2 separate regions of the Mus musculus genome follow, and region 2 is linked to region 1. A link is a loop called in an ENCODE intact Hi-C map of the cell type or tissue named here. Cell type or tissue: left cerebral cortex. All regions are shown on one strand. Each heading gives the region's core, and the rest is flanking DNA. Links, peaks and the distances in the headings are about the cores only. Region 1 holds the start of Man2c1 (mannosidase, alpha, class 2C, member 1). Region 2 holds the start of Ptpn9 (protein tyrosine phosphatase, non-receptor type 9).

Evidence for each region. Peaks named below come from ENCODE experiments on the same cell type or tissue, not always from the same donor. Only the 100,000 strongest peaks of a DNase experiment are listed, where the experiment ranks them.
Region 2: it touches region 1 in a loop (5-fold over the local background); 1 of 42 quality-filtered maps calls a loop at or near these places.

What each region holds. Positions count from the first base shown.
Region 1 is chr9:57,129,354-57,134,723 of GRCm38, reverse strand. It overlaps Man2c1 (mannosidase, alpha, class 2C, member 1), which reads right to left and starts at 3,947. Exons shown (of 26, transcript NM_028636.2): 1 at 3,835-3,947; 2 at 3,443-3,565; 3 at 3,069-3,192; 4 at 1,132-1,202. The coding sequence starts at 3,935. Man2c1os (mannosidase, alpha, class 2C, member 1, opposite strand) reads left to right here and starts at 3,434. Exons shown (of 2, transcript NR_102289.1): 1 at 3,434-4,175; 2 at 4,597-4,742. In left cerebral cortex, for the core only: a CTCF peak has its summit at 3,367 (motif pointing right); DNase peaks (open chromatin) are centred at 3,435 and 4,001; H3K4me3 peaks cover 1,982 bases; H3K27ac peaks cover 1,755 bases.
Region 2 is chr9:56,992,065-56,997,434 of GRCm38, reverse strand. It overlaps Ptpn9 (protein tyrosine phosphatase, non-receptor type 9), which reads right to left and starts at 2,467. Exons shown (of 13, transcript NM_019651.2): 1 at 1,779-2,467. The coding sequence starts at 1,841. In left cerebral cortex, for the core only: CTCF peaks have their summits at 272 (motif pointing left) and 2,514; DNase peaks (open chromatin) are centred at 1,762, 2,093, 2,529, 3,303 and 1 more place; H3K4me3 peaks cover 2,686 bases; H3K27ac peaks cover 2,636 bases.

The sequences.
Region 1 (5,370 bases), core at 286-5,285:
CTAGCTAACATAGTACACCAGTTCCTGGAGGCAGCACCTGGGCAGCAGGTTCCTCTGCTGGAGCTAAACTCAGCATCACTAAAGGGTAGCCTTTCTGACTCCAGCCCTCCTAGTCTGGCAATGGAGTCCTCAGTCTGTTCTTCCAGAATCTTCAGCAGTTTCATAATTTTATGACTATTTCCGTCTGCCCTTCAAGGCCACCTTACCATATTCACAGTGTTGGAGGAATCTGAAACAATATACAGTTAACACTGGGCAGTGGTGGCAGAGGCCTTTTTAATCCTAACACTTGAGAGGCAGGACAGAGGCAGATGGATCTATGAAGTCTGAGGCTCTGGTCTACAGAGTGAGTTCCAGGACATCCAGGGCTATACAGAGAAACCTTGTCTCAAAAAAACTAAACCAAGCCAAAGAAAACAAACAAACAAACAAACAAAAATGCACAGTTAAATATACACTGCAATAATCATGCATGGTAGCACCCAACTTTAATCCCAGCACTTGGGAGGAAGCAAGTAGATCTATGTGAGTTCAAGGCCAACATGGTCTACATAGTGAGTTCTAGGACAGCCAGGGATATAGAATGGGATCCTGTTTCAAACAAAACAAAACAACAAATAAATAACAACAAACAGCCAAACCCAATATCTTAGCTTTTCATGGTATAGAAAACATGCTCCCTCAATATGAAATAATGGAATGTAAAAGGTAGGGTGTAAAATATCAGAGAAATAACTTTCATCTAGTAAAAGGTGCTTCTGCTCAAAGACATTTTGAGATTATGAAGACGGAGATGATAAGAATGGTCATCCCTGCCGGGCGGTGGTGGCACACACCTTTAATCCCAGCACTTGGGAGGCAGAGGCAGGCGGATTTCTGAGTTCGAGGCCAGCCTGGTCTACAAAGTGAGTTCCAGGACAGCCAGGGCACCAGGGCTACACAGAGAAACCCTGTCTCCAAACACCAAAAAAAAAAAAAAAAAAAAAAAAAAAAAAAAAAAAAAAAGATGGTCATCCCTGGTAGAAGGATAATAGGAGTAATTAATTTCCCCATGTTCTTTTATATTTACCACGAGAAAGGAGATATTAAGATTTCACTTATGTGAACACATCTGTGTAAGCGGATGCTTACCTCCGAGGGTCTGATGCTCGCAGCCTCTCGCTCAGGACATAACTGGTCTTTTCGCCTTCTTTGGTCAAACCCTGGTAGAGAAAAGAGAAGACCGGGCTTGAGGCCATTAGAAAATTCGAAGGTCGAGTAAAGCCAATGAGGGCCAGGCTCTGCCATCCAGCTGCCCTGCCCTGAATCACCGATACCAGGAAAGGCTAGGATAAAGTAATCAGGGAACCTTGGTAGCAAGTGTTCCACCCATCGGTGACCAGCACGCAGTTTATGTTTGCTAGCAGTGGTGAAGGGACTCTGGGGAGCTGGAGCTCGGCAAGCACGGCTATGGCAGGCCTTGCCCTTCTTCCCACTTCCTTCTGCCTTGTAAAACTGCTAGATTACATCCCTAAAGCTAGCCACCAAGGTCTATTCTCTTATTTGGGATTAGACCACCTCATCCCAACATAGGCTTTCTTCTTGTAGCTTTATAGACTGCCATTTTCTTAGACCTTTGTCTTCTGGGACAAACACCTCTTTCCCTTCTCCCTTGTCCTCGGTCTCCTGTCTTTGTCTCTTATTCTCTGCCCTCTGAAACAAATCAATTTCATTTGTGCAAAGAACCTGAATTGGGGTGTCTTGGGTTAACTTCAAGGTCCCTACAGATGGTCTTATGGGAAGGATCTTGGGCAGGGATTAGGAGGCCTGGTTGGTAGCTTTTCTTTCTTAAGATTTATTTATTTAATGTATGTATTGGTACACTGTATGCTGTCTTCAGACACACCAGAATAGAGCATCAGATCCCATTACAGATGGCTGTAAGTCACATGTGGTTGCTGGGAATTTGAACTCAGGACCTCTGGAAGAGCAGTCAGTGCTCTTAGCAGTCAGTCCACTGAGCCATCTCTCCAACCCCCTCTGGTAGCCTTTTTACCCATGAATATATAAAAGAAAACCCCATGGAGTGAGGCAGATATATTAATACAGGTCTATAATTCTAGCTACTTGGGAGGTCCATGGTAGAGAATAACAAGATCAAGGCTACTATCAGGGATCATTCAGCAAGACCCTTTCTCGAATTAAACGGGAGGTGGGAGATGGATTAGCTCAGTGGTGAGAACATTTGTCTAGAATTTGTGGTGGTTCTGGGTTATATTAATTAAAAAAGAAGCCCAAGGAGTTTGAGATAGATTGGTTCATCCTCAGTGTTCAGTTAGGTGGGTGCCATCGAAGAGAAGAAAGTTGGATAGGGCTCTGACTTCTTTTTTTTGTTTTGTTTTGTTTGTTTGTTTTTTTTTTGTTGTTTTTTTGTTTTTTCGAGACAGGGTTTCTCTGTATAGCCCTGGTTGTCCTGGTGCTCACTTTGTAGACCAGGCTGGCCTCGAACTCAGAAATCCACCTGCCTCTGCCTCCCGAGTGCTGGGATTAAAGGCGTGCAGCACCACGCCCGGCTAGGGCTCTGACTTCTTTTAGGACCCAGTTACTGGACTTTGAAACGGAAGCTGCATGGACCAACAAAGAAATGTCTTAGTTTTTTAAAATCTATAATGGATATAAAGTGTCATCACATAGCATTACAAAGATTAAACCTGGTATGACATTTAACATTTAACATCTGGGGAATGTGAAGTGCAGTTAAAAGAAATTCATTATTCATGGGAAGATAACTTAATACCTTACTTTATATCATTTTAGAATGATTTGAAGTTTCCCCCAATACATATGTACTATACACAATAAAACTAGCTTATGAAAACTGGGGATTTATAACACTGGTGTCCAAATTCTGGTGGCTTACAACCATCTGTAATGGGATCTGATAACCTCTTCGGGTGTGTCTAAACACTGGCAATTTCCTCAGTTCCGAAATCATGAAATTACTCTGGAGACCCATTCATTCAGCTGTGGCTTCTCCAAAAACCAGGCTAATCTGTGGCAGTATCTGGCTCTAAGAGAGGACACCTCACCTGGACAGGTTCCCCATCACGCCAGACAAGGCTTTCTCCATCGCTTTCCCAGCAAAGATGAACTTCCTGGCCCACCCAAACTTCAGGGATGACCAGTTCTACCCGAAACCAGCAGGTCCACCATCTGTAAGAGAGCCATTTTGATGGGCCTAGGAGTGGAAACCCTCGGCTTTAAGATGTTCTCCATGCATGTGCAGCATCAGAGAAATGGTCAAAGAATAAAGGGAAAGGGGGAGAGGCAGCAGGGATGAAAATACTCAAGTGAAGACGCCGAAGGATAAAGGAGCTTCTCTCAGCAGAGGGCGCCACTCTGCTATCTAGCAGACTAGGGTTTGGTCGTGGGGCGGAGCTTCGCCAAACTGGGCGTTACCCACGTGGGTCCGAAGCTGTCGCCGACCTGCGCAGGGCTGAAGTTCTGCTGCACCGCCTTCTCATAGGGAAGCCTCTCGGGCGTCAGGAAGCTGGAGAGTGTCACCGAGCAGCTGTCCCCGAAGAGCCTGGGCAGGAGCAGCTGATGGGCGCATGCTCGAAGCCGCCCCTGTCCCACCCGTGAGCCAGCGGATGGCTGGGGAAACGCTCTCCCTTGGCTAAGGCCGTGAGGACTGCCTGGCAGCTCAGCAGCACAGACCAACCTCTACCGTTCGCTCCCCAGCCCCTGGCCTGGCAGTGGCGGGAACTTTGTTCCGCGGCCCGGTTGGCCACGGCCTGGGTTTCCCTCCGGAAGGGAAGGGGAGAGCGCGCGGGTGTGGTAGGCCAAGGACCACACCTGCCGCGAAGGTTACAGTCGGTGAAGTAGATCGGGGACACGAACTTCTCCACCCGCTCGAAAGTGGTGCGCCAGTGCTTCAAGAACGGCGCTGCCGCCATGGCGATGCGCCTTCCCTCCCCGGAAGATCCTTGGTGCTGCCGGCTCGTTGCACCGCTTGGAACCAAAGGTTCCGGCATCCAACCAGCTTACAGACCCGAGCAGCTTTTCTGGGAACACCACGGCTTTTGCAAGAGGCTGGCTCTGGGGAGCCTCCCAGTGAAACCCGGAAGCTGAGCCTTCGCGGTTCTCACCTCAGCCTTGCTGTCAGACAGCTGGGTAAATTATTTTAAAATACAATGGTAAGTTTGAGCTGGTGGTGTGGTTCGGTAGGGAGAGTGCTTGCCTAGGATGCACAAAGTTCACAGACCAGGAAGTGTAAATTGGAGTAATCTGCGACAATGTAGCGCCTTTGAGTACAGCCTGAGCTACTTGGTATTCTGAAGGAAGGGCTAGGGAGGGAACCCCTGGAAGGGCATGGGAAAGGTTTAGTTTTCCATTCTCTTCACTTACTCAAGCATTGGTAACTGCATAATATGAAAAGCGCAAGGCTACTTCGGGTGTTTTCAGAAATACAGAAAAGGGGCTTTGCACACCAGTAATCCTCCATTACATTACATGCATCACCGTTGCCCATTACCCCAATGTCCAGAATTTTGATCTAACGCAGGTCAACAAGTGCAAGGAAGTTTGAATGCTAACCTCCAGCTTTAACGTTTGCAGGAGTCTGGAAGAAAATAATACAGGAGGAATCTAACTAGCCTGCTTTAATGGAAATAACCAGGTTTACATTCCAAATGCAGGTTACCCAGAAAAATGATCAAGTAAGAAATATACAATGCCAATTAAAATAACTTGTCAAAACTTGAGCAAAGTCCCTTGTTTTATTGGTCACAAGGACTTTTTCTCCTAAAAGGGCCCTGAAATCTTACCCTGACCTGCAGGGAGGTGCAGTACATAGTACATAGGTAGCAACTGCCAAGGCTGCTGCTGGTCAGACCCATGCTCCCCATCCTTCTAGGCCAGCAGTCTTAAGGAAATAGAGGGGGAGAGGTGAACCATAGCTGAGGAAGCCAGACCCTTTCTTCCTGGCATGCTGCCTCAGCCACTGCCCTACATTTTCCCATTAGGCTTGATTACTTCCAAGTTTCCTTGTCCTCCTATGAGAAAAACACCCTAAAAGCAGGATATGGTGACACACACCTGTATTCCCAGAATTCAGGAGTCCAAGGCAAAATTCATGAGTTTTTTTTTTTTTTTTTTTTCAAGACATGGTTTCTCTGTATAAGCCCTGGCTGTCCTGGAACTCACTTTGTAGACCAGACTGGCCTTGAACTCTGAAATCCCCCTGCCTCTGCCTCCCAAGTGCTGGGATTAAAGGACTGTGCCACCTTTTGAAAACCTAGAAGTCAAATTATTTTTCTTTATGGTGGTGTTGGGGATTTTAAAAACATTGTTACAATTTATTTGGTTGGGGGTGGGATATGTGGGGCCTGG
Region 2 (5,370 bases), core at 249-5,248, 140 kb after region 1:
CCCTTGGCCACCTGCTTGCACTGTCTCACTAGCATTTTGAAAACACTGTTGCAGTTACCAAGCTGTTACCACTATTTGCAAATTTGTTTTTAAAAAGGTATTCTTAAATTTTTTTTTTTTTACTGGAGAGATGGCTCAGAGGTTAAGAGCACTGACTGCTCTTCCAGAGGTCCTGAGTTCAATTCCCAGCAACCACACCGTGGCTCACAACCATCTGTAATGGGATCCAATGCCCTCTTCTGGTATGTCTACCCTCTTCTGAATGTCTGCCCTCTTCTGGTGTGTCTGAAGACAGCTACAGTATACTCATATACATAAAATAAGTAAATTTAAAAAAAAATTTTTTTTTACTCATGCTGAGTTTATTTAAAGTCAATAAGAGTATAGGTCTGGGGGAAATTAAAAAAACAAAACAAAACAAAAACATCATTTCCACAGAAAGCATGACTTTTCCAAAAGAAAATTCAAGGGCTTTTTAAAAATCAGGTCTTGGGGCTGGAGAGAGCACTGGCTACTCTTTCAGAGGACCTAGGTTCAATTCCCAACACTCACATGGCAGTCACAGGTATCCATAATCCATCTCCAAGTGAGTTGACACCCCCACACAGACATATATGCAAGCAAAACACCAATGCAAATAAAATAAAAATAAATAAACCATAAAAAGGTCTTTAAAAAAAAACCATTAAACCAATGTTAGTTTGTCAAAATAGACATCTCCCCACTCCAGATTGTGTTAGCAAATGTGGGCCTGTGAACTAGGGCGTGAGAGTGTGAAACGGATCATTACCAGCATGTCTCACCTTTTCCTCTTTCATTTATTTTGTAAGGTACAAGCAGATTATGGCCATATTTGAGCACAGCTTCTGTTTGGATATGAGCAGTGCCAAGGAGAGAAGAGCAAGAGCCCAATCCGTGGGGTTCTGAATCTCATCTAGTCCGTGTTTCCACAGCTGGAATATGGGGGGGGGGGTGTAAAGTTATAAGAGCGCTCGCTAGGCTTCTCGCTTACAGAAACCCCTCAAATGATAACGCAAGCTACTACTTTCTGGGAATTTAAGATCTCAAGCTTTAAAAAGGGACAATGGAACTCCAGTGTGGGCTTCAGAAAGATGGAGACTGTCAGATGAGGTGGGGGCAGGGAAATGGGGACGAGGGTAAGAGCCTAGCCTGGGAAAGCAGAATAGGGAGGTCAAGGCCAGGGACTTGGGGAGCTAGAAAAGGAACAGATCTTTCAGGATCTGTCCAAGTAGGCCCGTCACAGCAGTCTGAAAGCCTGAAGGGCTCCTTTGAGAATCTGGGCCACCTCTTTACCAGCGCTACCTCCCCCCATCTTGGGAACGGAGACAACCACCTAGGAATCCTCCCCCCAAATGGCTTTCCTTGCCCTTGAAAACAACGGACCCTCGAGAAAAAAAAAAAAAAATGCAAACGCTTCCAGAGAGTAGAAGGGCCTGGGACAAGGTGTCCTGCAGTCATCCAGTGGGGAGCCCGCCCCAGTTCGAGGAACTTTAATATTCATTGAAATGGAGCAGCACGGACCCCCCCCCCCCCGGAAGTCTCGAAGCATAAGAATCTCAGAGCCAGGGGTCCCACGGCTCCGGGGCTGGGCTGGGCGATGGCCTGGGGCGCGGTCTCCGGCCCGGGGAGGCCAGCCCGCAGGCCTGAAATGCGAGCAGGAGCCGCTGAGGGCCCGGGGCGAGGAGCGCAGCCCGGCGAACAGAGGCCGGCCTAGGCCTCGGAGGCTCGGACACACCCACCGCTGCAGCGGCGCTTACCTGCTCCTCCTCGGGGGTCAGCTCCGGCGCCATGTCCGGCCGGGGCGCGGTCGCCGGCTCCATCCCGCCGCCGCCGGGGCAGGTCTGGTGGGCGAGCGCCAGAACCCGCTGCACTCGCGCTCCGCTTCTGTGGCCCGGCGCCTCAGCAGCTCTCGGTCGGCTCGCGCATGGTGCGAGCGCCCGGCGCCCGCGGCGGCTGCCAACGCCGCTCCTGCTGGCCGGGGAGAGCCCGCTGTCGCTCCCCGCGGAGAGGAAATGCCTCCTGTTTGCTTCACTCCTTTCCTCACGCCACCCCTCCTGTCCTGAGGAGGAGAAAGTGCGGGCGAGGAACTAACAGCAGTTCGAGGTCTGCTTGGCTTTCTTTCTTTTTTAGGAGTCCACAACTTTTACAGCCACCGCGAAGGCGCCTGGCGGGAGTTGGAGGCCGTCGGCCTTCCGAGCCGCTTAACCCCCGGGGCAGAGCTCGCCGGCGCCTCGAGACCGCCCAGCCCGGGCGTCCACGGGGATGCGGGCCCTGCGAACTGCTCCGTGGCCTCGCGGCCCAGTTCCTCAAAAGCCGCCGCGGAGACAGGGAGGGCGGGCGCGAGCGAGCGAGGAAAAGGCGTCCCCCTCCCGGCTCAGGGCCAGCGCTGCGGCCTGCGCCGCGTCCGCCCGAGCCCCCCACGGCTCCATTGAGAAACTGAGCATCTCATTCACAAACAGGAGCCGGGGAGGGCCGGGCCGGACGGGGACGTTGTCCGAGAGGGGGAGACAGAGAGGAGCTGGGAGGAGGGGAGGCTGAGCGGAACGGAGCGGCGCGGCGGGGGAGGGGCTGCGGGGACGAGAGGCGACTCCCCTACGGGAGCGGGAGGGAGACGCGACTGGGAGTTAAAAGAATCCAAAACTGCGCGAGGACCGGTGCCCTTCCCGGTATTCACGGGCGGCTTCTACCTATTCGTGGTAGGGTCTGAAAGGTTGCCTGTGAGGTCCAAGATGCCTCGGATCTGACAGATAAGCAAGGGCCGCATTTCTTTGCTCAATGAATGTATCCTGTAGTCCAGCATCATTGTAGCTAATTGTAATCGGGTACAAAGAGAGAGTGAGGAAGAGACAGAGAGAGACATCCTGTTTCAGAATTCATTCAGGAAGCCCACAGCCTTTGCAAATGCATGATTTTACTCTAGGGTAAACAGCAGAGTCTGGGTCTCTCAGGATAGGAGCATTGAGAAGGCAGGGCTGGGCCTACTGTGATTTTTTTTATCATGTTAGACCAAAGATAAGTATTCTAGAAGGATTTCAAGAAATCGGAGTGCCACAACTAGTCCCCCCAGGACTGAAGTCCAGAAAGAACCAGGGGATGGGTCTTCGGAAAAGAAAATGCTATAGGTTTTGATGCCCATCTTGGAGAACTTTTTAAAAAATAAATTATATATATTCTTAACTCCATTTTGGCACCAGTGCAATAGCAGCTTCAGGGTTACCTCTGCTAAGTTTTTTCCTTTGTGTGTGTGGAGGGTCAGGGGGCCAGGAAAGACAGAGTTTTGAGAAAGGATCTCTATGTACCCCTGGCTGTCCCAAAATTGGCTGTGTAGACCAAGCTGGCCTTGAACTCACAGAGATCTGCCTCTTGAGTGAAGGAATTAAAGGCATGTCCATGCCTCCTTGCCCCTCAACTATGTTAGTTTGTCTTTTGCCACCAGTAAAATGAACTCTACGCTGAACTCAGGAACCTACTCAGGAGTTGGTTTCAGTATTGAAACTGGAAGACAGTCTATAACAAGTCTATCTGCACACCAGACACTGCACTATGCACTGGAGTTAAAATAAGACAGTATAAGATAATGGAAGATGTATCAGGAAGTAAAATAATGAAGACACTCAGGGACTCGCGTGATGGGTCAGTGGTTAAGAATACTGGCTGACCTTGGAGTGGATCTGGGTTCAATTCTAGTACCCACGTGGTAGTATAGAACTTTTAAGGAGCATGTGATGTATAAACATACATCAGGAAAAAAAAAACACCCATACATGTTGTACTGGCTAGTTTTGTGTCAACTTGACACAGCTGGAGTTATCACAGAGAAAGGACCTTCAGTTGAGGAAATGCCTCCATGAGATCCAACTGTAAGGCATTTTCTCAATTAGTGATCAAGGGGGAAAGGCCCCTTGTGGGTAGGACCATCTCTGGGCTGGTAGTCTTGGGTTTTATAAGAGAGCAGGCTGAGCAAGCCAGGGGAGGCAAGCCAGTAAAGAACATCCCTCCATGGCCTCTGCATCAGCTCCTGCTTTCTGACCTGCTTGAGTTCCAGTCCTGCATCCTTTGGTGACCAACAGCAGTATGGAAATGTAAGCCGAATAAACCCTTTCCTCCCCAACTTGCTTCTTGGTCATGATGTTTGTGCAGGAATAGAAACCCTGACTAAGACAAATTGGTACCAGCAGAGTGGGGTATTCCTGTGACAATCTGACCATGTTTTGGGGAGGACTGTGGAAGGACTTTAGAACGTTGTGCTTGAAGATCCATCCGTTGTTAAGAGCTCTGTCAGATGTTGTGTAGGAGCTTGGAAGATAATGTTGAGAACACCGCAGAAGATGGAGCTCTGGTTTGTGAAATTTCAGAGGGAAAATTAAAGACTCTTTTCAGGGCCATTGCTGTTTTGATTGTGAAGATTCTGTAGTTCTGGTTAGCTGGGGCTGAAGAATCAGCTGTGATTAACAAGATACCAGAACTACCAAAGCAAAAACTTTGCATTACTGGGACTATTGATGCTGGTTAGCTGGAGCTAAGAAATTAGCGGTGATTAAGAAGAGACCAGCATCATTGAGGTGACATCTTCTGGGAAGTGTTTTCTGAAAGCACAAAGAGGCTGTGTTCCAGAGATGGCCAAGGTTGTACTCCTGCTGCAGCAGGACTTGGTAATATGTAAGGTTCACCCAGGTGGTACTGGTTTTGAAGGCATGAAGGGGTCACGCAAAGCAGCTGAGGCTCGGTACTGTGAGAGGCCATGGAAGGCCATTGGTGAAGGTGCAGCCTCAGTTGCAATTGAAGGCCCAGGACTGAAGGGGTCATGCAGTGTTTTGGAGATGCCAGTACCATGAGATGACCACCAAGAGCAGCAGCAGCAGTGGGGTACAGGCATCTGGAGCCTAGAGGATGATGTGTGTGCTACAAAGGGCCTGGCTGGAGAAGTGACCCAAGCCCTTGGAGGAGCCCAGAAGATCGTGAGTTGGATCCCAGACATTGGACAGTTGGAGATTGACTTTTGCTTTTGATTGTGACTGTGCCCTGATATTTTCCCTCTTGAAGGAAGAAACTGTTTTAGTGGAGCCCACAGTTAAGAGACTTTTAATTGTAAAAAGACTTTGGATTTTAAAAAAGATGGATATTTTAAAGAGATTGAAATTTTAAGAATATGTAAAGGCTGTGGGACTTTTAAAGTTATTTAGACCTTGGGGATGAATAAGAATGTAAGGGTTGAGGCTTACTAGTGATGTTTTTGTGTGTCAAGTTGACAAGGGGTCAATTGTACTGGCTAGTTTTGTGTCAACTTGACACAGCTGGAGTTATCACAGAGAAAGGACCTTCAGTTGAGGAAATGCCTCCATGAGATCC